2 separate regions of the Homo sapiens genome follow, and region 1 is linked to region 2. Evidence: read pairs that join two places in POLR2A ChIA-PET (ENCODE). Cell type or tissue: MCF 10A. All regions are shown on one strand. Each heading gives the region's core, and the rest is flanking DNA. Links, peaks and the distances in the headings are about the cores only.

The links. Peaks named below come from ENCODE experiments on the same cell type or tissue, not always from the same donor. Only the 100,000 strongest peaks of a DNase experiment are listed, where the experiment ranks them.
Region 1: POLR2A ChIA-PET joins it to region 2 with 6 read pairs; 9 of 35 experiments call an interaction of 5 or more read pairs at or near these places.

What each region holds. Positions count from the first base shown.
Region 1 is chr12:57,341,542-57,344,451 of GRCh38, forward strand. All of the region lies in intron 2 of R3HDM2 (R3H domain containing 2), which reads right to left. Among named protein-coding and RNA genes, the nearest start is that of R3HDM2, 88 kb to the right of the region's middle. In MCF 10A, for the core only: no CTCF peak of the experiment used is centred there; no DNase peak of the experiment used is centred there.
Region 2 is chr12:57,451,360-57,454,269 of GRCh38, forward strand. It overlaps INHBC (inhibin subunit beta C), which reads left to right. Exons shown (of 2, transcript NM_005538.4): 2 at 1-703. Among named protein-coding and RNA genes, the nearest start is that of INHBE, 2.5 kb to the right of the region's middle. In MCF 10A, for the core only: a CTCF peak has its summit at 1,740; DNase peaks (open chromatin) are centred at 992 and 1,712.

The DNA of each region.
Region 1 (2,910 bases), core at 292-2,791, 110 kb before region 2:
AGAAAAAGTAATACAAAATAAGAATAAATAAACCCAGAAGAAATCCATGTGACAATCTCAACACATCAAAAGGCATTTTTTAGTAAAAAGGTTTTAACAAATGCCTCCTAGGATGTTCATAATCAAAAAATCTCCCCAGACATAGCAAAGGCTTATCACATTTAAAGACTAGGGGATAGTTACGTAAAGATATAGGACAGACAGGCACATTCACCAGCCAGGTGCGGATAGCTGGGTAATGACACAGTGAAGGATATTTATAGGGGAATCCCTGCTTCCTGCAATGTGCGTCAACAGCATCACCAAAGAGAACAGAAATCACCACTGTTCTCATAAGCTGCATCTGAATGAAGCATTGCTTGAAATAGTCATGGAAGAGGTAAAATCTGAATAGTGTAAAAGTTCTAGCAAACCTAATTTTTATAATATTTTAAAGATAAAAAACAGCAAATGAAAATGCCTAAAACACCTTCACAAAACTTAGCACTTCAAAATTCTCTAATTTCCCTAGTGTGTACTATACAGTTAAATCAGCCAAGATAGAAAAATATCTTTATAGCTTCTTTCTACCCAGTCTGTGGAGTTCAAGGACTTTTATATAAAAAAAGAAAATTATCCAAAACTCACCCCAGATGGATCTGTACTTACACCAACAGCGAGCTCACATTATTAATGGAGACTTCATTGTAAAGATCTGTTCTGCCGGAATTTTGCCGGAAGAAATTCCTTCTGGGAAACCTGTGCCTCTTCCCCCACCCACAGCCCTCTCCCGCCCCCTTCACCCTTGAATGAAATGATACTGATCCTTGCTGCTGGAGCTCCAGCTAACTAACTGCTCTGACAAGCAGCTCTGAAGCCGACCATGGCCCAGCTGTTCAGAGAGATATCATCCAGAGCTCTGCCAACAGTCACACTGGCACATACACTCACAGACACAGACACAGGCACACACAGACACACACACACACACACACAGAGGCTGTAAGAGCACCCCCTCCCACCTCCTCTTCTCGCTCTCATTCAAGTACTTCAGTGGCACGCCTGCCTCCACACTGCTCTGAGGATAGCTTTTAAAGACACAGCAGCAGCTCCTTTCTGCTACATATGTCGAAATACCAAAATAGTCTCTTTAGTGAATAACAAGTTGGAAATATGTATTGAATTAAAAGCTCACCTTTAAATTTACCTTACCTTTTTCTCACCTGCAAAATAACTGAGGTCAGGGATATGATCTTTGCCTAAAAGCTACTGGGCTGGACTTTAGAAATGTAAAATTAAGACCAAACCTTGTTATAGAGAATTTTCTTGCCAGCGAGCTATATTTAGTAAAATTGTTTTTCATTTTGGGGCAGAAGGCAGACAGCACAGGATACCAGTAGCTATCTATTCCTCTTCCTATTATTTGCCCCCAAAGGAAGGGAAAAATACTTTGGCTATAAAATGAGGGAATAAGGAAACCATGAAGGCATCTTACTGACAGAACTGATGAAAAAGGATGGTAATGGAGAGTGTAAGTACAGGGATGACAATAAGTAGATTAAAATAAAGAAATTGGTACAAAGGAGACCAGGAAAGAAAAGTAATTATTTGAGAAAGTATACATGGCTCTGGAACGGCAAGCTTAGATATGACCCTCGGGTCTTAATTTTTTTTTTTTTTTTTTTTTGAGACGGAGTTTCACTCTTGTTGCCCAAGCTAGAGTCCAATGGCGCGATCTTGGCTCACCACAACCTCCGCCTCCCGGTTCAAGCGGTTCTCCTGCATCAGCCTCCCGAGTAGCTAGGATTACAGACATGCGCCACCAGGCCCAGCTAATTTTGTATTTTTAGTAGAGACAGGGTTTCTCCAGGCTGGTCAGGCTGGTCTCGAACTCCCGACCTCAGGTGATCTGCCTGCCTTGGCCTCCCAAAATGCTGGGATTACAGACGTGAGCCACCGAGCCTAGCCTCGGATCTTAATTTTTAAGAGCCCAAGGAAGGATAGTAATAATCTCTATTGCTCAGGAAGTAATGAACATTACAGGCAGTGCATGATCTGCAACAGCAAAAAATAATGTATAGCTATGGTCAAGGCATCCTGATGAAAACAATAAAACCTGTCACAAAAACACATCTATTTATTCATTCAGACAAATACTTGTCTGGTTGGGTTATTACTATGGACAGGAACTAAGATAAGCTCTAGGAATAAGAGATAGACTCATGAAGGGTCTTACAAAAGGTTAAAAAAAAAAAAAAAAAAAAAACAGGTTCTGGCTTTTACTCTGAGTGAGATGAGAAGCCTTAGGGGGTTGGAAGGCTGATCCCGCAGGGCCAAATCGACCACTGAAAGCAATCTAACTTTTACACTTCATGAGATGACAGGCCATTTGTGGTTTTTAAGCAGATGAATGACATGTTTTTGACCTTTATTTATTTCTTTGTTGCCCTGAAATTTTTACTTGAGAAATTTCTAACATAAAAAGAATTTGCAAAACCAGCACAACAATCACCTAGATACATATACAAACTTACGTATACACATATGTGCATGCATATATGTGCATATAAATTTTTTTCAGGTCTATTTGACATGCTTTCATGATGACTCTTCACACCTAAAACAATTCAGTACGTATCTCCTAACGTTAAGGTCATTCTGAACTATAAGAATAGCCATCAGCCAAATCTCAGATGAGTGGGTAGGTGATATACATGCAAGGCAGATCTAAATAGCAATGCAAAGCCTTCAAAAACTGAACAGACTTTGGAATCATCACTCACGAAAAGCTGCACGGAACTTGAAGTTGAACACAACCAGGTTGAATGTCTGCTAAAATTAAAGTCAATATTCACCACAGGATTTAAAGAAGACCCTGACATTCATGACATAATATTCAAATTTTCCAGGATACAATCTAAAATTTCCCAG
Region 2 (2,910 bases), core at 299-2,798:
CAGTGCTCCACCCAGGAGTCCTGCCTGGAAGCTGGAATGGGCAAGGGCTGCTGGAGTGGGACAGGGAGAAGAGGAAGGCCTGGATGAGGAGAGGGTGGCATTTGCTCTGAGACTGGGTCCTTTTTAGACCTTTGCCCGTCCTCCCCCACATCTCCTCCCTTTGGCTGGACAGTCCTGAACCATGAGGTCGATAATGTCTGCAGCCCAAGGCCGAGTTTGCGCAAAACCCATGTGTTCTTTGGTAAACGTGATGTCTGTGTTTGCTCAGTTTATGACCCCCTCCTATGAGGGTAAGAGGTCCCTGAAATAGGAACCCTAGAGGAGAAAGTCTGAAAAGGACTGCCTGGGGGACTGTAAATCTGAGCTTGAGGGCTTCCTGAGCAACCCATGGAAGTTATCCCACCTTTGACTTGAGGAGACCTTCATCTAAGGAGAATCTAAGGAGGCCTTCTGGTGTCTCCCCCACACATCCCCGACCCCCAGATCTAACCTCCTTCCCAATTACAGCTTAGTCTCCAGGGCTAGGACTGGGGTAAAGCAAAGTGAGTCATTCACCTGGGGGGGCTAAATTTTAAGGGGGTGGTGAACAATTTATTAATCAAGATAGGACTTTAATGCAATATTATTTTAAAGTCAAAATTAATGCAAAAAATCCATGATGAACAAAATAGCCTACTTTTAAATAAAAACAGGATCAGCATTATTCCCTTTCTTTTTTGGCTCTGTCTTTTGTAATAAGGGGAGAGAGTGGGTCTGTCTTCTTCTAAACATTTTCTTCTAGAGCTTCCTAGCTCCTACCTCTGGACCCCTTCAGGCTTTTCTCATTTGAGCAAGATAACCACTCCCACTTCTTCTACTTCCTTACCCACCCCCAAGCCTGTCGCTATCCCCCAGCCCCCAACCAGGTTGGTGGTAGGGCAGGCAGTGAGGCAGATGGCTGGGGTATTTATAACCCAGGAGCACTTCTTGGGAAAAGTGACTAAGATGCTAAGAGCGTATTTATAGCTGAGCTCTGACGTAAGTGTCAGTGGGGAGGTAGGGCCAGGCCAGGCACAGCAGCAAGCGGGTGGGAAGAGCTGGAAACTGGGGGCATCTGACAGTGAGGGTGGGGAGAGGTGGGGTCAGTGACTCCTGCAGCCACTTCTTGTCACTTCCCCTGACTGCCTACTGATACCAACAGGTAAGCCGTCTGAGGCACCACCATGGATAGATACCTCCACTTTGCTGACCAATGTTCCAGACCCGAGGGGGTAGAGGGCTGTCATTTCCCAGCCCAACCAACAGAATGGTTGCTGGGAGCTGGGGAGAACACTGGACAGAGCTCTTGAATGTGTTTCAGAGCTTGGGGAGAAATGCAGGGTGGACAGGAGGGTCTAATCGTCTCAGTGCGCCCCCACCCCACTCCACCCCCACCAAAGAGTGCCCTGAGGTTCTAGGAAGAGCCTGGTACATCACCAAGCTCCATTGCCACGTGTTTGTGTGATGAGGTCCAAAACCAAAGGTAGCAGTGATGTGGATCCTGAAGACAGTCTCTCTTCTCTGGCAGTGTGATGGGGAAAGAACAAAGGAACCAGCTTGTCCCTGTCTCTTGTGGGGGAGGCAGCGTCCCCAGAGTGAGAGGTCGAGGGGCACTCCTCATCACTCCATTCCCCAGAGCTGCCCCTTCCCTGTCCCTGGGAAGCTCCAGCCAGCTACAAGCCAGCTGCTGTCCAGAGGCACGGCACTGCCACATGGTGGACACTGGTGGTACTGAGGTCCAGCCTTCCAATTAGGAACCCTGTCGCCTAGATCTAATAGTCTCTCTTGACAGCCCCCATCATCTAAACAGAGGGGAGATGAGCAAAGTGGAGTAAAGACACATTTCCAAATCACACCCACTTCCCCCACAGCTTTCTCCCCATCAAGCTTCTTGGAGAAATTGGGGCATAAGGAGAAAAGCTAGCATGAGGCCCACCTTCATGAATTCAATGTGGAGGGGTCTGGGTCCCCCCCCATTTAAAGCCAGTGAGGACTGGGTGTGGTGGCTCATGTCTATAATCCTAGCGCCTTGGGACGCTGAGGTGAGAGGATCGCTTGAGCCCAGGAGCTTGAGACCACCCTGGGCAACACAGCAAGACCCTGTCTCTACAAAAGAATAAAAAATAAATTAGCCTGTGTGGTGTGGTGTGGTGTGGTTGGTGTGGTGGCACGCACCTGTAGACTTAGCTACTCTGGAAGCTGAGGTGGAAGAATCACTTAACCCAGGAGGTCAAGGCTGCAGTGAGCTGTGATCAGGCCACCACACTCCAGCCTGGATGACAGAGTAAGACCCTGTCTCAAAAACATAAAAAATAAAATAAAAAATAGGTCAGGTGCGGTGGCTCATGCCTGTAATCCCAGCACTTTGGGAGGCCGAGGCGGGCAGATCATGAGGTCGGGAGATGGAGACCATCCTGGCTAACACAGTGAAACCCCGTCTCTACTAAAAATGCAAAAAACTAGCCGGGCGTGGTGGCTGGCACCTGTAGTCCCAGCGACTCGGGAGGCTGAGGCAGAAGAATGGTGTGAACCCGGGAGGTGGAGCTTGCAGTGAGCCGAGATTGTGCCACTGCACTCCAGCCTGGGCGACAGAGCGAGACTCAGCCTCAAAAAATAAAATAAAATAAAATAAAATAAAGACAGTGAGAAAATGTGGTCAGGAGGGCTGAGACTGGGAACCAAGACTGCTGTATTTGCCTTGCTTTGTTGTCAAAAGCTCTTAGAGCTCCCATTTTCTACCCCCATTAACAGGCCTGAAGGGTGGTGCGGTGGCTCACGCCTGTAACCTCAGCACTTTAGGAGGCTGAGGCAAGTGGATTGCTTGAGCCCAGGAGTTCAAGACCAGCCTGGGCAACATAGCGAGACCCTGTCTCTGTGGGAAATTTAAAAATT